Regions from separate parts of the Mus musculus genome. Here regions 2 and 3 are each linked to region 1. The links are chromatin loops, found by intact Hi-C in ENCODE. Cell type or tissue: left cerebral cortex. All regions are shown on one strand.

Region 1 (8,000 bases):
GGGGTCACATATCAGATATCCTGTCTGTCAGAAATTTACATTACAATTCATAGCAGTAAAAAAATTACAGTTATGAAGTAGCAATGAGATAATTTTATGGTTGGGGGCTGGGTTCACCATAAAATGAAGAGCTATATCAAAGTGTTGCAGCATTAGGAAGTTCTAGACTAAAACAACTGCTCAGAAATTAGAGAGCTCACCAGGAAACTAAATTCATACACAAGGATGTAGCTCAGTGGTGGAGTGTGTGTTGTGCATGGTGGGCCTTGGGTTTGATCCCTAGTACATCTAAAAGCTATGTTAGATGAATGCACTTAACCCAAAGGACACTATAAAGAAGGAAAAGGCCCGGGAGGGGGGCAGGGAGAGGGATAGACATGAGATGCACAGAGGGCAGAATGTAATATGGCAGGTTGAAATCCAATTAGCTCAATAAAACATTAAATGTAAGTAGATTAAATGCTCCAAAGACAAAGATTGTCACGTTGGACAGCAACAGTTGAAGACTTCAATACCCAGTACAAGAGAAAGAGAGAGAGAGCTAGAGAGAGAGAGAGAGAGAGAGAGAGAGAGAGAGAGAGAGAGAGAGAGAGAATCAGAGAAAATGATGCAGACACAAGCAGCTTCAACCACACTACACACCGCTTGGGCCTGAGAGATGTATGAAACAGTCTTTTTCACCAGAACACGTGTTCTTCTCAAACAATCATGAAGCATTTCCCAGGACCACCCTATGCTAAGCCAGGAAACAATCCTCGACTGCACTCATGGGCATTTATGTCGGAAAGTGTAAACTTATGCTTAAACAAGACCCTGCTCACAAGCGTCCCCAGCAGCTATGGTGGTTTGTATGAAAATGGCCCCCATAGACTCATAGGGAGTGGCATTGTTGGGGGTGTGGCCTTGCTGGAGTGGGTGTGAAGCGCATTTCAGGCCCAGTTTCTCATTCTCTCCCTGCTGCCCGTGGAACCAGATGTAGAACTCTCAGCCCCATCTCCAGCACCATGTCTGCCTGGACAGCACCATGCTTCCTGCCGTGTTGATAATGGACTAAACCTTTGAGCAGTAATCCAGCCCCAATTAAGTGTTTTCCTTTATAAGAGTTGCCATGGTCATGGTGTCTCTTCACAGCAATACAACCCTGAGACTGCAGCTTTGTAATAGCCAGAAGCTTAACACAAGACATCCTTTCACAGGACAATGTTTATGCAGACCACATTTTATAAATACTATTTTGAAACACCTGACACCGCTCTGGCTCCTACTCTTGTGAGCATCCCACTGGCAACTCGTGTGCATCTACGCACAGAGAAGTGTGAACTTCCAGAGTTTCCTTTCTTCTCCCCCAAATGACTCTCAGAGAGGTGCACGCAGCAGAGGCTCCTGGTGTGGGGTTGGGGAACAGTGTGCATGTGATTCTGGACAACTCCCTTCTTTAGTGGCAGGTGGCAGCCACTCTGGTCCTAGGAAGTGGGCACTTCACAGAGGGTCTTGTCACCTGCTCTTCTGTAAGTTTTCACCCTCCACACTGAGATACAAAATGGCCCCATACTATTACATTTTTTGTAATAAAATCAGAAAATTAAAACTAACTCTATATTGATGTTATTCATATGTTTCCCTCTAAAAAATACAAAATTTGGAGGCTGGAAAGATGGCTCAAGAGGTAAGAGCATATTAGCTGCCCTTCCAGAGGACCTGGGTTTAATTCCCAGCACCCATATATAGAGGCTCACAGTTGTCAGTAACTTCAATTCCAACATGTTCTTCTGGCCTCTGTGGGTACCAGGCACACATGTGGTCTACAGACATACATGCAGGCAAAACAGCCAAGTACATAAAAAATAAAAATATTTTTAGAAATACAAGACATTATGGTGGTCATTTTTAAATGTATAATATTTAGTCCCTTATATTAAATGTCTACCAATAGAATGTCTAGGTTGGTGGGCTTGAACATTGAAGCTATTTTGTTTTGTTTTATATGTTTTGAGACAGGGTCGTGGGTATCCCAGGGCTACTTCAAACTTGCTACATCTCCAGATACATTCAACCTAAAATTTTAGTTTTTTTTAAATGCCAAAATACCCTCTGGGAAAATCATGTGGATGTATCTTTCTACTACTGTTCACCTAGTGTGTTAGGGTTTAGTTTCGTTGTTGTGAAGAGATGCCATAACCAAGGTAACTTTTATAAAGTGTAACATTGAATTTGGCCTGGCTTACATCTTCAGAGGTTTAGTTCTTTATCAAAGGGTGAGAAGCATAGAATTGTTCCGGCAGAAATGGAGTTAGGAAGGAGCTGAGAGTTCTACATCCTGATCCATAGGCAGCAAAGAGGAGACTGTGTGTCACCCTGGGCATGGCTTGAGCATATGTAAGACCTCAAAGCCTGCCTCCACAGTGATAGACTTCCTCCAACAAGGCCACACCTACTCCAATAAGACCACACATTCTCACAGTGTCACTGCCTATGGGCTAAGCCTCCAGACACATGAGCCCTTGAGGGCTATACCTATTCAAACCTCCACACCTAGGAACACTGCACCAGGAATCATTTTAAAGAATCAGCTAAGATTCAAGTTTTAGAAGTGAGTTTCAGAGCCACCAAGGTGGGTCAGTGGATGCTTGCTGCACAGACCTGATAATCTGAGTTTGAACCTCAGAACCCATGTTAGAAAGAAAGAACACTCTCAAAAGTGGTCCTCTGATCTTTACATGCATGCTCTGACATGTGTATACCTGCACATGCATTCTCTTTCTCTCTCTCTCTCTCTCTCTCTCTCTCTCTCTCTCTCTCACACACACACACACACACACACACACACACACACACACACACAAGAAGGAAAGGAAAGAAGGAAGGAAGAGAGAGAGAGAGAGAGAGAGAGAGAGAGAGAGAAAGAGAGAGAGAGAGAAAGGGAAAGGGAAAGGGGAAGGGAAAGAGAAAGAGAAAGAGAAAGAGAAAGAGAAAGAGAAAGAGAAAGAGAAAGAGAGAAAGAAAAAGAGAAAGAAAGAGAGAAAGACAGTCTCAGATCAGGCTGGAGTGATGGCTCAGCAGTTAAGAGCACTGGCTGCTCTTCCTGATGACCCAGGTTCAATTTCCAGCACCCACATGGCAGCTCACAACTTTCTTTAACTTCTGTTCCAGGGAATCTGATATCCTCACACAGATACGTGTGCAGTCAAAACACCGATGTACATAAAATAAAAATAAATTGTTTTTTAAAAAGAAAGAAATTCAGTCCCAAGGGTGAAGTGTCCATCTGAGGACAACCCAATAGTGAGTCACTATCTAAAACATGAAAATACAGACAGGGGAGCTGGAGAGATGGCTCAGCGGTTAAGAGCACTGACTGCTCTTCCAGAGGTCCTCAGTTCAAATCCCAGCAATCACATGGTGGCTCTGATCTTTACATGCATGCTCTGACATGTGTATACCTGCACGTGCATCTGTAATGGGATCTGATGCCCTCTTCTGGTATATAGGCATGCACACACTATATACTTAATGCACATAATAAATAAGTCTTTAAAAAAATACAGACAGACAGACATCCCAGAGGCTACTTTTAGGCCTGTGACTTGGAGTAAGAATGCTAATACCACCTGTTGACCTGCCTTTGTCCTCCCCATTAGTAAACCTGCCTGGTGCTACAAAAAGAAGCTCCTCTCCAGAAGATGGTGGACCTTGGCCTCTGGGGCTCTGGGGCTATGGGGCACCTGCACACACATCCATGTGGCCTAAATGTCCAGACCAAGGCCAGTGGGGCCTCTGGGCTTCCATGCTAAGTAAGAGCCCAGAAAAGGCCAGCGACTAGAGGAAAAGAGTGCAGGGTTAGACAGCAGCAACCTGGACCTTGATGGATCTGCCTTTGGTTCGCTGGGGGAGCTCATTTCTTCTTTCTTTGGTCCTCAGTGAACTGATTTGTTAGTCTAGGCTAGATTTTGCAAACAACAGGTAAATGACCAATCAGTGAATAAGTTGTTCTCTTTGCTGAAGTTGTGTCTGGCTTTTCTTTATTTTTCCTCTAATGGGAAAAAAAGAATAATAACAGAACTGTCCAAATGCATTATACACAGCAAGGGTAGACATGGTTTCTCGAACCTTCTCTACACAGGATATCCTGGACTGCTGTGTCTATTGTAAATGTATTTCTCACAGGTGGTCTTAGGCGATGAGGCTTGAAAGCTGCTGGCTGAGAGGAACCCCGGGGTTGCCCAGGCTGGAGCTCTCAGCTGTGATCCACATTGATGTGGATGTCTGGAGAGACTTTCTACTTCAGACAAAATCAGCACAGCATACTCAGGGGTGCCCGGGCGGGGCTGAAGAGCCGGTGAACGCGACAATGTCCCTACAGAGACACTAGATGGCGCTACAGCTCCAGGTAAGGTTGACTGCATCTCCCCGCGGGAGGGTCTGAGCTCAAAGGACCCGTTGCTCTGGTGGGTACGGAGAGAGTAGCTGGCTGACGATAGAGAGCGGACCTCCTCTGCCTGTGCCCAGGGCACAGTACTGGGGCTTAGAAATAGACTGACTTAATAGGAAAACCCTCACTGAGCCCTTCAAAGTCAGAATGAGATGCCGCGTGATTACTACCTCTACTCGCCCCAAATGATGGGGTGCATAATAGAGCTGAAGAATCACGCAAAAAGGCTGCATAAGGGGACTACTCTACCTACGCTGGGGTGTACAAATCTGTCCCAGAAAGTAAGGCTCCCTGGTACTTGTAGACACTGGTGTCGACGATAGGGGGTGACAGAGCGCTGATGCTAGCATCAATGGGAGCGTCTCAAAGGCATAGGCAGTAAGGAGCCTCCAAGGCTTGTCTGTCCTTGAAGATAAATTCCAACTATCAAAGCGGAGGCCCAAAAGGACTAGCTGGAGCTGGCTCAAACATGCTCATGAGAGCAGATAGCTATATTTCGAAGACGTGTTGCTAAATATAGCCTTCGTTAAAAATTTACAACTAAATACATTAAAAATACGGCAAGCACTAAAACTCCTAATTTTCTAATGATTACGCTACAATCTAGTGTCACTGGGGATTTTTACATTTACTGTCTCTGTTGCTTGGGACTGCTCTAACTGTTACCACATGCAGTGATGGTACTCTGCCAGCTAGACACTGGCGGTGGAGGGAGACTAGACACCACCGAAACAATTGAGTGCTAGACATCAGGGCTGTGGTGTCAGCCGGCTGCTGCTGCTGCTGCTGCTGTGGAGAGCAGAGAGCTGAGCCAGCTAAGCATTTGCCAGCACACCACTAGGGCCTTCTTCCTCTACTCAATTCTTCCTTCTCGGAATCCACCCAACCAGCCACCCCCATCCTGTTAGACTAGGAGAGTCTTCTTTAGAAGCATGGGGGTTGGAGGCATGGCTGAGAACACTTCATGGCCTTCCGTGGCCAGGCAGGCATAGGGAGAGCTTAGGTCAGAGACTGGGTTCGAAGCTGGAACAAGCTCTTCTTTGCCCTCCCAGGACTTGGGCATCTGTGGCACAGGTGGAAAAAGGGAAGCCATGGAGACGGTCTAAGCAAAATGCTAAAGCCTTGGCACAGGAGCGAGGCCTGTGCCCAGGTGGCAGAACCAGGGCTTAGAAATAGACTTGACTTAATGGAAAATTCCTCACTGTTCAAGCCCTTCAAAGACAGGGTCAGACTGCTTGTGAATGCTCCTTCCTCCCCAAGTGACTGGACACATACTAGAGAGGTGAATCACACACACAGGACTGTGAAGACTTTGGGAACCTGTTACAGATCCTAGACCCCAAGTTCCCTTGGATATACTAAACTGGAATCCAATTTTTTCTTTAAAGATTTATTTATTTATGTATATGAGTACGCTGTAGCTGCCTTCAGACACAACACCACTACCACCTACCCCAGAAGAGGGCATAGGATCCCATTACAGATGATTGTGAGCCACCATGTGGTTGCTGGGAATTGAACTCAGGACCTCTGGAAGAGCAGTCAGTGTCCTTAACTGCTGAGCCATCCCTCTAGCCCTGGAATCTGAATTTTTAAGCTGATCCCTCAGTGACATGTAAACAATACTAACTGCATAAGCATTAGACTGCATTGGATGCCATCGAGATGGGTATGTCTCACATTATTATTTATAATGCCATACTGTATAGAAATGATCTATATTCAGGGAGCTGGTTATTATTCCCACCGTAAAAAGAATGAGGTGACTTTCAGAAACAGGTGAACATGAAATATGAGCTACAGTGTTAAGGAAAAGAAATAGTCATTCCTAAAACCGAAATTTGTTATCGACCAAGCAACTAATTAAAAATAAAATTAAACCCATACAAAAGAAAACATGAAGGTATATTTTTATAATCTTGAAGTATGCACTCTTGCATAGGTGTGGGCAAACCCACAGTTATAAAAGAAAAGAATACTATGCTTAAAGAATACTCTAGACCATGTATGTAAAAGCCTCATATTGCTATCTAGCAGAGGTTACCTGTGAAGGAATGGAAGTGGGCTGAAGAAATGGCCCTGTTGTTGTGGGCACTCACAGGGAGCCGAGTTCAGATCCATATACAACAAGCTGAGTGTTCAGAGCACACCTGAAACCCCCGGTGTCTGACAAGACCAAAGAGAGGTCCTTTGTCTCATCCTTTCACGGTAGGGCTCATCCGTACTCATTGATTTCTCATATTTTATTCAGTCTTGACTTTTGCACTCTTGCGTAAGTGTGCACGGGAAGATTCAGGGTCTTCCTTCCTCAGTCACACTCCTCTAGAAAGACCCTCAAGGTGTGCCACCTAGATGGATCCAAATCAGGCAAGTCAGGTCAGGCTGACGATGAGGGTGAACCAGCACAGCGTTCGAACAACAGTTAGACACATCACTTTCCACAGCTAACATTCAATTCAGCCTTGGTCTGCAGCTTTAGCCGGGTTCACATTCCTTTCTTGGCCAAACTGCACGTTTGGTTTTTCTGTTCTACTTTCTGCCTTTCCCCGCTGTAAATCGGGTAAGTGCACAGCCTGTATATTATGCCGTCTTGAAACTACCTCCTCCAAAAGTCCCTCACCTCTGAACTCATCCTTTCTCTCGATCTCAGAACATAAAGAGAATGCCACCAGAGGCTCTGCCCAAATGCATCATAAGTGGTGGCGGAGGTGTGTGGGGTTGCTGCTGGCTCGGGTAGGGTTACGTCGGAAGCAGAGAAGGGGCAAAGCCAGTGCTTACCTTGGCTTTTTCCTTTTTAAACGTATTTTTTTTTAAAGATTTATTTATTTATTATATGTAAGTACACTGTAGCTGTCTTCAGACACTCCAGAAGAGGGCTTCAGATCTCATTATGGATGGTTGTGAGCCACCATGTGGTTGCTGGGATTTGAACTCCTGACCTTCGGAAGAGCAGTCGGGTGCTCTTACCCACTGAGCCATCTCACCAGCCCTTTAAACGTATTTTTTAAAAAAAGATTTATTTATGAGCCAGGTATGGTGACGCACACTTTTAACTCCAGCCCTCGGGAGGCAGACGCAGAAGAATCTCTGTGAGCCTGAGTCCAGCCCGGTCTCCATGATAAGTTCCAGACCGGTCACCAGAGGCACCGTAGTGAGCTTCTGCTGGAAGAAAAAGTAAGTGAATAAAATATTTGTTTCTTTAATTTTCATTTTATGTATATGTGTGAGTGCGTGCATATATTTATGTGCACAGTATGTATGCCTACTGTCTTTGGAAACCAAAACTGGGCATCAGATGCCCTGGAGCTAGAGTTACAGGTGGTTGTGAGCTACCTGATGTGGGCACTGAACCCTCCAGGTCCTCTGAAGGAGCACAAAGGCTTTTAACCGCTGAGCATCCTCCAGGGCATCCTTTTCTTCATTTGGTCCATGGTCCTTGCCTTCGACCCTGTTGCTTCCCTGCTGTGTCTGCCAGACTAACTGGTGTGTGTGTGTGGGGGGGGGGGGAGGTCTGAGGATTCTCTGTCTCTGCCTTGAATCTCATTGTAAGAGCACTGAGATCAGAGGCGCA
Region 2 (8,000 bases), 340 kb after region 1:
CTGTAGCATAGCTCAAGCAGGCCTGGAATTCATGCTTCTCCTTGCCTCAGCCTCCTGAATGCTGGGATTACAAGAGTGAGACGCAGTACTAGTGGTTTCTTATGGTAATGCGCAGAAGAAAAGAACTTGACTATATTTAGTATACAGAATCCACATTATATCAGTGAGACCCTCCAGTAAGGAGGAGGACTATACATGAATCGAGATTCATACCTGCAGGCTCAGGGAGGTGGGAAGAGAGTGTAGTCCTTACTGGCGGTCATTCATACAGCATTTTTGTGACCTTCCAGAGACATTATCTATAAAGAACGCCTGTGACGGGCAGGTTACTAGAGATGGTAAGTCAGGTCTGGGATTGGATAGGCTATGTTCCTATTCAAGTGGTTTCCTTTCATTCATAGGTTTTTTTTTTCTTTCTAAGAAATGATCTTTCCTGTACAGAAGCTGAGTTCTACGATGTCTGGATTTTTGAGACAGAGTCTCATTATGTAGCGCTGGCTGGCCTGGAACTCACTCTGTAGACCAAGCTGGCCCTCAAACTCAAAGAGGCCTGTCTCGGCCTCCCAAATGACACCATGCCTGGCTCCCTCCTCCTTTGTGTGTGTGTATGGACATGAGTGAGCTTAGTGCACACACCCATGGGTGTACAGGCCATAGCAGCTCATCAGGTGTCTTCCACTGTCACTGTACTTTACTGTACGGATAGGGTCTGTTGATGAGCTGGAAGCCTGCTGTTTCGGCTAGGCTGGCAGGCCAGTGAGCTCCCTGACGCTGCCTGTCTCTGTCCTACCACACTGGGGCTATCGGCACGCATGGCATACCTGGCTTTTTTTGTTTTTAACATTGTTACTGCGGATTCAAACTCAGATCTTCGTGCTTATGACACAAATGCTCTTACCCCAGCCCCTCCCACCCCACAAGCCTCCAAAATATCCCCAACACATTTTACCAAATAGAGAGATCTGATTTTCAAGTGCAAAACACTGCAGGAAGTGTGAAGCTGCCTCAGCTCTTCTCTGGAGTGGGGTGATTTTAATTAGGTAAGCATTTAGCTGGCATCAAGCACTCTGGGAGTGGAGTGTTATTTGGGGCAGGAAGACGGGTGGATGAAGAAGGGTCAGGTGCCTTTAGTTCTGCTTGCTATTCAGTAGCCAGACTCAAGTCAGGGTTCTCATGACCTGTGGGAAAGGTTTTAAGCATCAGCCTTTCTGTCCACTAAGGTCTTCCTGTCTGGATTTGCTTGTGTCCACTGTCTCTCCAGCCAAAACAAAAAAACAAATTCAGTTGAAGGGTATGTATAGACATATAAACCTTTCTTCTCCTACTTCAAAAAAAAAAAATGGAGGTCATTTCTATGTACATAAGTGTGTGCTTTGGCCAAGCAGTGGTGGCGCACACCTTTAATCACAGCACTTGGGAGGCAGAGGCAGGCGGGTTTCTGAGTTCGAGGTCAGCCTGGTCTACAGAGTGAGTTCCAGGACAGCCAGGGCTACACAGAGAAACCCTGTCTCAACCCCACCCCTGCCCCCCTGAAAGAAAAAGAAAAAAACAAACAAGTGTGTGCTTTGGTATATGATGAAGGTAAGCAGGCAGGTGCCGGGTGCCGTTGGAGTTCACACGAGAGAAGAAGGTCAGAGCTGGCTGTGGCTCCACCACCTGCCTCCACTTCCACAGGCTGTGGAGAACTTCATCTACTCTTGTGCTGGCTGCTGTGTAGCTACATACATCTTGGGCATCTGTGACAGACACAATGACAACATCATGCTAAAGACCACGGGCCACATGTTCCATATAGATTTCGGCCGCTTCCTGGGTCACGCACAGATGTTTGGTAACATCAAGAGGTAAGTGGCTTCCTGTGTGGAGGGCCAGAGTGGTTCAGGGCTGGGACACAAGACAGAGACTGGAGCAGCTGGGCCTCAGGGCACTGACCCTGGGCTGAGCAGCTTCTGGAGACCAGAAGACCGGTAAGGAGCTCGAGTTTGTGCAGGGCAAAGATCGGCTCTTCTTCCTCATTGGGGACCAAGCAAAGCGATGGGAAGCTTCGAACTAGTGGGGAGCTGGGAGAAGGTACTACTAGATCCCAGGTCGGAACACATGGTGAGGGGAAGGAAAGCAGACCTCGATTGATGGCGCTTACAAGATGACCTCCCTTCTCCGTATTGACCGTCTACCCTCTATGTCCCCTTGGCCCAGGGACCGTGCCCCGTTTGTCTTCACCTCAGACATGGCGTATGTCATCAATGGGGGTGACAAGCCTTCCAGCCGCTTCCATGATTTTGTTGACCTTTGCTGCCAAGCCTACAACCTCATTCGCAAGCACACCCACCTCTTCCTCAACCTTCTGGGCCTGGTGAGAAACTCCATCTCTTTGTGAGCCCTCTTTCTTATTACCTGGCTCCATCTTCAAGGCTGCCCTGGGTTGTTCCAGAGGATTCCTGGGGCTCCACTTCTTCCCTAAGGGCATCCAGACAACCCAGGGACAGTGGGGCCTGACCTCTTACTTTAGCCCCTCCATTTCTGTGGCCCTCTGCCACAGCATCTGCCTATAACCCCAATCAGGCAGCTTGTATAGAAAACCCTGGCCTACGGCAGAGAGGAAGCGATGCTGGGCTGCTGTTACCCGGTGCTCTCCTTTCCTCTTCCAGATGCTGTCCTGTGGAATCCCCGAGCTCTCAGACCTGGAGGACCTCAAGTATGTGTATGATGCCCTGAGACCTCAGGACACAGAGGCCAATGCCACCACCTACTTCACAAGGTAACACGCAGCACAAACCAGCACTGCCACCTAAGTAGTCCATTGGCTGCCTGCCAGGCTGGCAGGAGCAGGCTGGGCAGTGGGACAGGCTTAGCCCAAACGTTAAGGCCAGGGCTTGGATCTGCTATCCCCATTTTTGCCTTGGTAATCAGTTTGTTCCTGTCTGCATTCTGAGGCCAATATGTATAAGTAGCCCAGGCTGTCCTGGAACTCTCTCTATAGACCAGGATGGCCTCAGACTCAGAGATCTGTCTGCCTCTGCTTCCCAAGTGCTAGGATTGAAGGCATGTGCCACCACTGCCTGTCTCTTATTTGTCTCTTTACCAGGTCCCAACCACCGACTTTGTCTAGGAGTCAGGGTGGAAGCTGGATTTTATTAAAAGGTTTTAGTTTTAGTTTTTCAAGACAGGATCTTCCTGTGTAGCCCTGGCTGTCCTGGAACCTGTTCTGTAAACTAGGCTAGTCTTGAAGGAACTCTGAGATCCACCTGCCTCTGCTGGAATTAAAGGTGTGAGCCCCCACATCCAGTTTATAATCCTTCTTTTGGTCAGACTCTGGCTCTTCCACCAGACCTCACATAGAATTTAGTGTTTTTGAGCAGGGCCTAGTGTGGTCCTTGAATTCCATTTGATAGTACTAGGTGGGCATGTGCTGTTCCAAGTTTCCCTCGTCCCTTGGCAGGAGGGACAGGAACTCAGGATTCACAGACATAAACTACATGAGGTGATTGCGTCAATCAGGTGCTCTGAGACTATTACATTGGGAAGATAATTCAATCTGGTGGTTGTTTTTAGGACTCAGGGCTTGATAGCACACACCTGTCATCCTGGTACTTAACTTGAGGCAAGAGGATCACCATGAATTTGAAGCTAGGCTACACAGTGAGATCCTGTCCCCCTCCCTCAAAGAAGAAAAGAAATCTCAGGGTTTACAATATCTGCTTGGGCAGCTGTCAAGGCAAAGGCAGGTTGGGTCCCTGGCTGCATCCCCTGTTTCCCATGCTCAAACAGGTTGATTGAGTCCAGCCTGGGCAGCGTAGCCACGAAACTCAACTTTTTCATCCATAACCTGGCTCAGATGAAGTTCACAGGCTCAGATGACCGGCTGACCCTCTCCTTCGCTCCCCGGACACACACTCTCAAGAGCTCTGGCCGCATCCGAGATGTCTTCCTCTGCCGACATGAGAAGATCTTCCACCCCAGCAAGGGCTATGTAAGTGTTTCTCCTCTCTGACCCTCTGTTGCTCCCTGTCCACCGGCCTTCTTAGAGTAAACTCTTCCTCCACACCTGCACAGTGGGCCCTGGAGTTTACTGAGGCCATTGCACTGGGAGTAAACCCAGACAGACCAGTTCCCTCGCTGATGTGACCTGCATTAAAGTAGGCTCAGGCCGCTGAACTGGTTGGTAATTCTGTGAGTCATGTGTCCGGTGAGACACAGGTAGGAAGTCTCTGCTTTTAGGTTCCTGCCTGTGTGCTGCCTACCCTCTTATCTCTACTAGAGACTTTCCTTCGGGCATGTAACACACACCCCACACTCCCACGAACACAAGCACTCCTACTCCCCTCTAGTCGGTAGCGAGTCAGGCAGGAGTACTCTGAGTTTGTCCTTTGCAGGTATATGTGGTGAAGGTGATGCGAGAGAATGCTCACGAGGCGACATACATCCAGAGGACATTCGAGGAGTTCCAGGAACTGCACAATAAGCTGCGCCTGCTCTTCCCTTCTTCCTTCCTGCCCAGGTAGCCCCTCCCCCCCCCAGTCTTGCCAGAGCTGAAAGATGGGGGTGGGGGGTACGAGGGAGGGAGCTAGCAGGACTGCTGTTTGAGAAAGAACCATTTCAAACTGAGAATCTGTCAGCCTGGTGTTGGGCTTGGTAACAGGAGCGCCCCCTGCTGGCTCGTATCTCCAGACATCCCAACCGCCTTGCCCTAGTCTTGGAAAACAAAGTGTGGGGGCACCAGCCAGAAAGCAAGCCAGCTGAGCTGAAAGCAGGGCACTAGGTGATCTCAATGTGACTCGAGGTTTATAACATAGCAAAAGAATGTATGTGTGTGTATATATAATATAGATAATACAATGTATATATGATCATTTATAGTATAGCAATATATAATAACATAATATATAATTGAAATTAATATATAATAATATAATATGTATATATAATTGAAAGGGAAGGACCTTTGATAGCTACGTCATGCGCCTAAATGAAAGACGCCAGGGCAGAAGATGATTCTGTTTATTGGAGTCCCCCAGAGTAATCAGAGTCTTAGGGATGGAATGTAGACTTGGTGGCTGAGGTATAACAAGTGTGCTGCCTCAGTTTTGCAAGATGGAAAGAGTTTGGGACCTGGCTTCCGGGGTGTGTGTGTGTGTGTGTGTGTGTGTGTGTGTGGTGTGTACAGAGAAAGAGATAGAGCTGGATCAACCCAGGCACAGATGTGAGCACAGACTGGGGAGTCTAGTAGGAGTCAGGGAAGAAAGGTAACTAGAGATGCAAATGGAATGTCTAAGCCTTCAGACTCACTCGTGTCCCTATGTCTGTTTTCTGCCTCTCACACTAGCTTCCCTAGCCGGTTTGTGATTGGCCGCTCCCGGGGAGAGGCAGTGGCTGAGAGGAGGAAGGAGGAGTTAAATGGCTACATCTGGCACCTGATTCATGCAGCCCCTGAGGTGGCTGAGGTGAGTGAGTGGGTGTGGGGTGGGGGTGTGAGAGAAGTAGGTCTGAGTCCTAGGGAAGACATGAGCGGTCTGTACTCTTGAGGAATGACCAGTGCCTGGCTCTACCACAGATGAGAGAGCACAGTGTATGGTGGGTCTAGCCTCAGACCTAGGTTTGGTTTGTGGTGGGTCTAGCCTCAGACCTAGGTTTGGTTTGTGGTGGGTCTAGCCTCAGACCTAGGTTTGGTTTGTGGTGGGTCTAGCCTCAGACCTAGGTTTGGTTTGTGGTGGGTCTAGCCTCAGACCTAGGTTTGGTTTGTGGTGGGTCTAGCCTCAGACGTAGGTTTGGTTTGGTTTTGCTTTCATTTCCCATGCTTAAGTTAGAAACATTCTCCAGAGAAAGGCTTGTGTTTCAGCCCCAGACTAACTCCAGGATTTCTCCCGCCCCAGCTGTGCGTGCCTGTCAGTGGGGAAATCGGGAAGCGAGAAGTGCAGTACTATAGACTGCTTTTGGCCCAAAGTGGCCTGGATGTTTTTATTTACTTACCTTTGTCTGTTTTGTCTTTTGAGTTGAGGTCTCCTAGTTTTTATTTTTGGAGATGGAGTTTCTCTGGGTAGGCCTGGCTGTCCCAGAACTCACTCTGTAGACCAGCCTGGCCTCGATCTACCTGCTTCTGCTTCCTAGATGCTGGGATTAGTCCTGTGCCACCACCACAGTCTAGCTTGGGGTCTTGCTCTTTAGCTCAGGTTAGCCTAGAACTCACTTTGCAGACTAGGCTAACCTGGAACTTATAACAATCTACCCTTTACATTTTGAGTGCTGAGAGTATAAGATTTGGCTCCCCTACGCATCCAACCATCGGCTATTTTTTTTTTTCTTTAAAAAAAAGTGTGTGTGTGTATCTGTGTAAATAAAATTAACCCTTCCTGGGTCATGTCTTACTGAAGAGTGGCCCTGTTTTCTGGTCTGTTCCAGTGTGATCTGGTGTATACTTTCTTCCACCCCCTGCCCCGAGATGAGAAGGCTTCAGGCCCCAGCCCAGCTCCGAAGTCCTCAGGTACAGCACCTTCCTGGTGGCACAGCACCTTCCTGGTGGCAGTCCTGCCAAACCATAGCCCCACCTCTTTGGCAATCCTCTTTCCTGTTCAGTTGTTTACTTGGCCCAGGACTCAGGTTTTCCATCCGGGCTGTGGTGTCCACAGCTCTACGGCTGGGTTCCCTTGGGGACGGCTATTCAGGTAGTGATGACCCTATCCGATAGGGTACACTCATCCCTACCCAATCCCACATTGCATTCTAGAGCACCTGAGAATCAGAAACCTGACAGGCCGGGCAGGGCTTCAGGAAGGAAGTAGAAATGTCTGCCTGGCACCAACCAGGGGCACTCCTGGCCTATAGACTTCTGTTTCCTTTATTTCTGCAGATGGGACGTGGGCCCGGCCGGTTGGGAAGGTCGGTGGGGAGGTGAAGCTGTCTATCTCCTACAAAAACAACAAACTCTTCATCATGGTGATGCATATTCGGGGCTTGGTAAGTACAGGCACAGCTCTCCTGTGGTCTTTGGTCTTTCTGTTGGTAGTTTTTGGACGAATCAGTCTTTCTCCGCCCCTGGATAATGAGAGTGACCACAGAAATTTATTGAGCCTCCACCGCAGGCCGCCTATGCCAGGCCTGCGGCTGACCAGGCAATTCAGGCACAGCTGCTTGCTTGCTGTGGTCTGTGGCAGTGTCCTGGGTACTGAGAGCCTCTTTCTAAGATGATATTGGTGCCTCTTCCAAGGGTTGCTGTAGGGATGAAATAATAACATGGGAAGCTCTTGCCTTTCTGAGTAGTACTGTTGTGGTAGTAATTATAGTTTTATAAAGGAGAGACCTAGGGGGCTTCCTACCTGGCTGTAGTAATAGATACATGTAGACAGGTGATTGTAGACAGGGCAGCCCTTGCACTTCCTCCCGGCAGAGGCAAGGCAGTACCAGGTTCTAACAGCATCACGGATGGGCAAGGAACTTTTGTTGAACATTTGTGATGTGCAGCATCTTATATGGCTTACTTTGGGGCTCAGAAAACAAAGAAAAACTGAACCGAGTCAATCAAAGTGAATCAGTAGTTAGCTGGCCTTGAGCAGACAGCCTCTGCTCTCAGACTCGTGTCTCTACCTCTGAGGGCTTCAAGGGACCAATTGACAAGTTAATCATGGAGAAAAGATGCCTCAGAGACCCGATGGCTCATTTGCAACTGTAGTACAGGCCAGGCACATGATGCATTCGTTTCTTTAATCCCAGAGCTTGGGAGGCAGAGAGACCATTCTCTGCTTGTGTCAAGCCTGGTCTGTATAGTTAGCTCCAGGATAGCCAGAGCTATGTAGAGAGAGACCCTGTCTTGAAAAACTGAAACTGAAAACTAATCTATCTATCTATTCAATGTAATCACAGTAGGTGTTTTTATCAGAGTGTAATGAGCTGGGAATCAGACAGAAAGATTAGGTGCATGCCACAAAACGCCAGAGGGGGAGCAAGATATAATCTAGACCAAAGGGTAGCCTCAGGGACCATTAGAAAGTAGAAGATGCTGCCTGGAC
Region 3 (8,000 bases), 210 kb after region 1:
CTAAACCTCCCTCAAATGTACACTGTCTAGGGGACTACTAGGACCAGTGATCCGGCTGCTTCCTTCCCAGAAATTGCATAGCTACATAGCAATTACAGCAAGACACCCAGGGGCCCTGTGTACTGCACTCCCTTATCAGCAGCACTGACTAGATAAGCCATGGGCAACCCACCCAGTCCGGGCCAATCAGAGTCCCTCCCTACAAATCTGGATTCGGAGCCAAGAGATTCTATTGTAGGCTTGACTTCTCCTTAGCCTCAGGTTCAGATATGCTAGAGGTGCCCTTTCCTTCCACGTACCAAAGCATGGACAGAAAACTAGTCTGCAGCAAGAAGAAAAAATGAATCTGATCCACAGAGAGAATTCCATGCCCCTGGATTGTGACCCATACCTTTAAGCCCAGCACTCAGGAGGCAGAGGCAGGCAGATCTCTGAGTTTGAGGCCAGCCTGGTCTACAGAGTGAGTTCTAGAAGACCCAGGACTAGACAGAGAAACCCTGTCAAAAAAAAAAAGAAAGAAAGAAAGGAAGGAAGGAAGGAAGGAAGGAAGGAAGGAAGAAAGAAAGGAAGAAAGGGAAGGAGGGAGGGAGGGAGAGAGAGGAAAGAAAGGAAGAAAGGAAGAAAGGAAGAAAGGAAGGAAGAAAGAAAGAAAGAAAGAAAGAAAGAAAGAAAGAAAGAAAGAAAGAAAGGAAGGAAGGAAGGAAGGAAGGAAGGAAGGAAGGAAGGGAGAGAGAGAGAGAGAGAGAGAGAGAGAGAGAGAAAGAAAGAAAGAAAGAAAGAAAGAAAGAAAGAAAGAAAGAAAGAAAGAAGAGATTTTGTACAAGTTCCTCATGTTTCTTTAGACTTGGTTCTGTCATTCAAAGCCAATAAAGTAAGTCAGATGTTCTTAACCAGGGGTGGTTTTGTTCTCAGGGGACATTTGGGGATATCTACAGGTATTTTGGGGTTATAAAGGCAGGAAGGAAGGGTGTCACCATCTAATGGACAGCCAGGTCCCCGAGCCATCTTGCAGTGCAGGACAGATTAGGAATCATCTGGCCCAAGATGTTAAGGATTGTCCAGTGCCGCGGTCCAGGGCCCCTGGTGACTTGAGACCTGTGCTTGCCTCCACAGTGAGACACCTGCCAGGATGCACATGGCCCCAGCACCAAAGACAAGCAAGCTGAGAGCCTCCTTATGTTCGCCATAGTTTTTTGGGGATTCTTTTATCTTGAATGATAGTGTTCTGGCGGGGAAAATTCTCACACCTTCAACAGCAGAGCCCTGCGGATCAATGCCAAGGCCCTGAAGAGTCATTAGTTTATATAAAGCCCTTAACATTCTACCTTGGAATTAATTATCTGGTAGAAATACTCCTTGAGGGCTGGTGAGATGGCTCAGTGGGTTAGAGCACCCGACTGCTCTTCCGAAGGTCCAGAGTTCAAATCCCAGCAACCACATGGTGGCTAACAACCATCCGTAACAAGATCTGACTCCCTCTTCTGGAGTGTCTGAAGACAGCTACAGTGTACTTACATATAATAAATAAATAAATCTTTAAAAAAAAAAAAAAAAAAAAAGAAATACTCCTTGATTGAAAACCTTACGTCCAAGACCCCCACAAGGACGGATCCCGAAGGGTGTTTAGTGCAGTTTTATGTAGATTGTAAGGAACCGAAACACTGACGAAATGACCCAAATCTTAGAGCATTTTTGTTCTTTCAGAAGACCTGGGTTCAACTCCCAGTACCGACATAGTAGCAAACAACCATCTGTAATTCGAGTTCCAGAGGATCTAACACTCCCTTCTGACCTTTGTGGACACAGGCATCCACATATACATACATTCATGTAGGTCAAAATCCATACACATAAAATAAGATAAATAAATAAACAGCCCACAGAAATGACCCAAATATCCAGCCATCTGGATCCGATGCACGCTAGCACCATGCCCATCCTGTAGCCTAGCCGCAAATACATGTGGTTGCCATCCACGCACAGTGAAACTCGTCAAACATTATCTATGGCTATTGCAAAGGAACAGGCTGCAGCTAGTTTTGTTTTTATGTATTTAAAATATGTTCTTCAGTTTTCCTACAGTAAGTACGTATTACTTTTTAAATTTTTAAATTTTTAAGTTTCATGTGTGTGGGTGTTTTGCCTGCATAAATGTCTATGTACCATTTGCATGCCTGGTGACCAAGGACTCCAGAAGAGGGCATGAGTTTCCCAGGAACTGGAGTTACAGAAGGTTGCGTGCTGACATGTGGGTGCTGGGAACTGAACCCAGATCTTCCAGAAGAGCAACCGGTGCTCTTAACTGCTGAGCCATCTCTGTAGCCCCGTATATTACTTTTCTAAATAGAAAAAAAGATGAATGTCACTAGAACTGAGGGCACTCTAAATGTAATGATTCATCCCCAAAAAAACATGTGCCAGACATTGGAAACAGAGCATCCAGGTGCCTGCCCACACAGGGCCTTGGGTGGTGAAGAAGGAATACTAGGAAGTTTTTAGCCACTTGGAAACTCACTATCCTAAAAAGCTTTCAAAGAGGTAATTTCGCAGGTAATGGTGTGTGTTGAGACTTCCTTAGGTAAGTATCATGATCAGACAAGCCCTAGTCAAGAGTACCGGTGGAGGGCACTGTTCAGCTCAATCAAGAGCCATGTTTGGCCTGCCAGAGTCAATAGGTTGTCTATCCCACTCCACCTGTTGCCAGCAAAGGACTCTGTGACTATGGTGGGCTGGTAGACAAGTCATTTCCATGGAGTAGAAAGGTGGGAGTCACCCAGTGGGATCTTAGGGTCAAGACCCACAGATAGAAGGGTTCATGCAGGGACAGCTAGGCCACAGGTTGGCATCTAGTACCAAGACCAACAGTCAGATTCTTTGTAGTATGAAAGCTGGAAGGATCCATGGTGAGGTCAAAGGGGCAGTCACTGTCACAGATTCAGTCTTAATAGCCCACAGGAAGAAAGGAAGAGAAGAGAAAGCAACGGCCATCAAAGAAATTGTTTTAGAAAAACAAGTATGTTTAATGCAGGCTGCCACAGCCGCACCTCCAGCCGACAAGGAGAACCTTCCCCTTCCTAGGAGCCAGTATGTTAGAGGCTGCAGAATATGGGGAACAGATAAAGACAACTGTGTCAACACTACAGACCCAATCCTGGGGACATGGAGGACAGAGAACTGTGAAAGGCTCCTGAGTCTGCCTCCTTCCTGGTGGGACAACAGAGAGGCTTCTGCCTTGGTGATGACCAAGAAGCCTGGCTGGCTATCAAAGGTACAAAGCCAGAGGACAGCTGCCAGGCTTGAGAACTGCCGTGCACACCGGACTAAGCCTCAAGGCTAGGAGATGCCTGTGATGGGATACCCTGGGTGGCTTTGCCTGGAAGGGGCTGGCCTTTTGCACTTCTCAGCGGCTGGCTAAAAGGCTCCACTCAAAGAAAGTTAATAGCTATGGCTGGAGACATTCTGGTCCCTTCTGTGACAGATGAGTTCGTTGAAAAGAAGTTCTAGGGCAGCCTGAGCTGGCTTCACTCTTACTTTGCTTGGTTTGGGCATATCTTGGGCTGAAAACTTCCAGGGCTGGAGAGATGGTGCAGCGGGTAATAGCACTGACTGCTCTTCCAGAGGTCCTGAGTTCGATTCACAGCAACCACATGGTGGCTCATAACCATCTGTAATGGGATCCGAAGCCCTCTTCTGGTGTGTCTGAGGACAGCTACAGTGTATTTGCATACATTAAATAAATAAATAAATAAATAAATAAATAAATAAATCAGAAAGAAAGAAAGAAAGAAGAGAGAGAGAGAGAGAGAAAGGAAGAAAGGGAGGAAGAAAGGAAGGAAAGAAACGAAAACTTCCAGGGGAAACACAGCGCCAAACAGGCAGTGCAGAGCCAGGGTCAAATGCATGTCACAGGACCAGACACACATCCCTCACCCACATTCCACATTATCACTTCAGTTGGAAAGTGAGGACGTTGGTGGCCTCCCTCCTCCAGTGTCCTCCCCTGTTTGTAAAGGTGGTGCCAAGACAACACAGGTAAACAGATCTCTTAGGAATAGCCAGCTCAGGGTTTGAGAGATGCCTCAGAGGTTAAAGAGCATAGTAGACTTGCATTGGATTCCCAGCCCCATTATGGCTTCTCACGATAAATCAGCTCTATAGGACCCACTGCCCCCTTGTGGCCGCTTGTGGGTACTGCATGAGAGTAGTGCAGGAAGAACACAAAACAGAAATTTGTTTGTTTGTTTGTTTGTTTGCTCATTCATTGCTGCTCTCGATGCTGCAGTTTTTAGTGTAATTTGAGATAACAGGCGTAAAATTCAAAGCATTCTGTCCTCGAATCAAAAGTGTTTTGTCACTCCCCTCCTGGCAGCAACTAGCAAACAGATCCATCCTTCCCCAGCTTCCCAGATGTCCATGGTGGCCTTCACCTGGTCCCCTTCCTCACAAACCCGGCCCTGATTCATCCCTCATGGGACCTCCGATGACCTTTCTCTGCGCTCCACAAATGCAATGCTCTGTCTTTTCTGCCTTTGTTTGGCCCTAATTCACCACGAGTCCCTTGGGCACAGACAGGCTGTCTTGACTTTTTTTTTTTTCCTAGCATAGTGCTGGGAACTGAACCCAGGACTCAAACATGCTAGACTCCCAACTGCCCCACAGGGCACATCCCCAGCCAGGAATGTTACTGACGATTCAGCAAATGTGCATGGGTTTTAATGAATGCGTGAATAACAGAATGTCTATGAATCATGTTTTACAGTCTTAGGAATGGTCATTATTAATCGTTTACTCCAAGGGTTCTCATTAATCACCCACTAATCTTCACTAGGCTGTATGGGGCCTTGGGCAATATGTAATGGAGTCTCGCCCCTGAGGACGTCACAAGGGAGAAGAGAAAGAATTTGCAGTGTCAGTAACACAAACGGATTAACACAACGTGTGCCAGAAGAGGCTGGCTCCGAGTTGTGATGGTGTGGCCAGGGAGCTTCCTGATGGAGGTGATGCTGGTCTGCCTCATCTGGGACCCAGCTCTTCAAGCCTGACCCACTTAGTCTAGCCTCTTCCTCCAGCTCACTTTCTGTCCTGTGTCAGACCCCTCTGCTCAGGCCACCAAGACCTCACAGGGCCACATTAGCCTGTACTACCCTGCGATGGTTTGTCTATGTTCAGCCCAGGGAGTGGCACTATTAGGAGGTGTGGCCTTGTTGGAGTAGGTGTGTCACTGTGGGTGTGGGCTATAAGACCCTCATCCTAGCTGCTGGGAAGTTAATATTCTGCTAGCAGCCTCCAGATGAAGATTTAGAACTCTCAGCTCCTCCTGCACCATGCCTGCCTGGATGCTGCCATGTTCCCACCTGGATTATAATGGACTGACCCTCTGAACCTGTAAGCCAGCCCCAATTAAATGTTGTCCTTATAAGAGTTGCTTCGGTCATGGTGTCTGTTCACAGCAATAAAACCCTAACCTAGACATGTCCCTTGCCTAGGCCTCCCCACCAGCAGAGATCATGGGCAGCAGGAGCTGTGGAACCAGTACCCACACACACTCTGGAGTCCACCAACCCTGGGATGAGTCTAGGCTCTGCTACCAGCTATGTACGCTGACATATTTACTTTATCCAAGCCTCTGTTTCTCGGAGTACAGAACAGGGACAATAGACATCAGTGAGATGCAGTTCTTAAAGGAACGAGAACTGGGCGTGGTTCCTGGGGCCCTCAAGAGATGACTACATAGTTGAGGGCAATGGCTACTCTTGCAGAGAACCTGGGTTCTGTTTCCAGTACCCAGATGATGGCTTACAACCATCAGTAACTCCAGTTTCAGGAGAATCCAAGAGATCCTCTTCAACCTCCGAGGGCACCGGGCAAGCCCGTACATACAGGCAGACAAAATGCTCATAAAAAAATAATAAAATAAATCTTTAAAAAAATGAAAGCCCTTAATAATGTAGACTCTGTTTACCTCTGGGATCTATAAAATTTCAGTTCTGTGGGGGTGAGAGAGAGGGCTCAGAGGTTAAGGTATTGGGTGTTCTTCCAGATAACCCAACCTCAAGTCCCAGCGCAACTGTTCCCAGAGGTCTGTTGCCCTCTTCTGGCCCCCATGGGCACAAGGCAGGAAAACTCATGCACATAAAAACATCCCAGGACTGTGCATCCAGGGGTGGGTGTTCTCTGGACTGACCAGGTCTGTTACTCAGACGTTTCATTTCATAGGCCCTGATTCTGGACTGCAGTCTTACATGGATTATCGAAGCCCAGATCTCCCATGTTTTATACGTCATTTCAGAATATTTTCTACGTACCTGAGGGAAGAGGTAAACGAACTTGTGGGTCCATTGGGAAAAAAAATGTCATGTTTTAACCTTTAATCCAACGAGACGTATAGGCAGGCAGATTTGCCCTAGTTGAAGAAACCAAATCCAAAAAAGTGAAAAGGATTTGTCCAAGGTCAGCAGCAAGCTGGTAGGAGACTGCAGAGAACTCATACTGTTCTCTACCACGTGTGGATGTTATCACCCACTAGTCCAGCGGTGCTCAGGACCCAGAGTTGTGCAAAAGCCTTTCTGGCTAATGCCGGCATTTGTCAGGTCTGGGAAAGACAATGCTGGAAGATCAGAAGTCAGACTGTGAGCTAGGAAGCTGGCTCAGCGGCTAAGACTGCTTGCTGTGCCATCATAAGGACCAGAATTTAGATCCCAGAAAGCATGTAGCAAGCTGAGCATCCCAGGTGTACCTGCAGCCCCAACTCCAACGGAGACTGAGAGGAAAGGATTGCTAGTGTCTGGCTTAGCAAAGAAAATGTAAACCCTAGGTTCAGGGAGAGATAGTGACCCAAGGAATAAACCGAGGGTGATGGAAGAGAGTGCTGGGTACCTTCTGCCTCTGTGCTCACATAGGTGTGCACACACCCCTACACAGACAGACAGACACACAGACACACAGAGGGAGAGAACAACACACACATATAGAGAGGGAGAAGGGGAGGGAGGAGAGAGACAGACACAGAGACAGATGCACATGCATAAAGGGAGAGACAGACAGACACACAGAGAAAGACAAGGGGAGGGAGGAGAGAGACAGACACAGATGCACAGAGACAAATGCACATACATAAAGGGAGAGACAAACAGACACAGACAGACAGAGAAAGAGAGAGAATACAGGCAGACACAGAAAGATAGACAGACACACATATACACACCAGACATACATACAAAGAAAGGAGGGGAGGGGGATGGGAGGGAGAGGGGGAAGGAGAGGGAGAGATGTTAATCCCTCTGGGAGTGCATGACAGCCCCACCCTGAGGTTTACGTCACAAGTCTAGAAGCTTCTCAATACTATCAAGTTGACAGATTAATCATGACATACAATACCACCTCCAGTGTCCTCTCGCCTCCCATCCCACAACTGCAGGAGCCCAGAGAGTCCTAGTAAACCAACTCTTTGCGAGGGACTGAGAGGCACGTGTTTGGGTATCTCAGGCCTCTGCTTCTCTAAGACTCACTCAGTTCTACTATGCTTGGCCCTTCTTCGATGGGGAATTGGAGAGCAGCCACAGCCAGCCTGCCTGGTTCAGGTGCAGAAGCCCAGAAGCCTGATGACGGGGCCCAGGTGCAGGATGAGGAATCCAGAGTCTATTGCAGAAGTGCTTGCCGGGCTAGCCTCGTCCTCTGCTCTCCAATAGCTGGTATCCAAAATGACAGCAGAATGGAGAGTATGGAGAAGGAAGGAATGTTTTACCTAAGCCAGTTCACTGGGTGGATTCAGGGAGAGCTGAAATATCAAAACCAGCACAGACAAAAGTCGGGAATAACAAAGGTGGGGAATGACACATCAAAGAGCCAAGCCCCCAAGGGAAGAGGGCTTCTAAAGCAACCCCGTGGCCCCCTGTTGGCCTCAGTGCCTGGCACACAGCCCCCTCCTGTTGAATCTTTGATGAAGAGAATGAGACCCAGTGGGGACTTGGGATCAGGTAAGTACTCTGTCCAGAATGCTA

The links. A loop is a pair of places that touch in the nucleus more often than their neighbours do. Peaks named below come from ENCODE experiments on the same cell type or tissue, not always from the same donor. Only the 100,000 strongest peaks of a DNase experiment are listed, where the experiment ranks them.
Region 2: a loop joins it to region 1, with 2.9 times the contacts of the local background. A loop is called at or near these places in 8 of 42 quality-filtered maps.
Region 3: a loop joins it to region 1, with 7 times the contacts of the local background. A loop is called at or near these places in 38 of 42 quality-filtered maps.

Annotation. Positions count from the first base shown.
Region 1 is chr1:132,754,420-132,762,419 of GRCm38, forward strand. No RefSeq gene overlaps it. Among named protein-coding and RNA genes, the nearest start is that of Nfasc, 17 kb to the left of the region's middle. In left cerebral cortex, CTCF peaks have their summits at 3,483 (motif pointing left), 4,367 (motif pointing right) and 4,750; DNase peaks (open chromatin) are centred at 4,368, 4,761 and 5,214; H3K4me3 peaks cover 459 bases; H3K27ac peaks cover 297 bases.
Region 2 is chr1:133,096,957-133,104,956 of GRCm38, forward strand. It overlaps Pik3c2b (phosphatidylinositol-4-phosphate 3-kinase catalytic subunit type 2 beta), which reads left to right. Exons shown (of 33, transcript NM_001099276.2): 24 at 1,675-1,844; 25 at 2,197-2,353; 26 at 2,649-2,758; 27 at 3,769-3,970; 28 at 4,374-4,498; 29 at 5,324-5,441; 30 at 6,397-6,478; 31 at 6,845-6,951. Among named protein-coding and RNA genes, the nearest start is that of Gm51647, 7.3 kb to the left of the region's middle. In left cerebral cortex, a CTCF peak has its summit at 4,657 (motif pointing left); a DNase peak (open chromatin) is centred at 4,650.
Region 3 is chr1:132,964,713-132,972,712 of GRCm38, forward strand. It overlaps Gm38687 (a long non-coding RNA gene), which reads right to left and starts at 6,976. Exons shown (of 2, transcript XR_878531.1): 1 at 6,306-6,976. In left cerebral cortex, a CTCF peak has its summit at 4,182 (motif pointing left); a DNase peak (open chromatin) is centred at 4,173.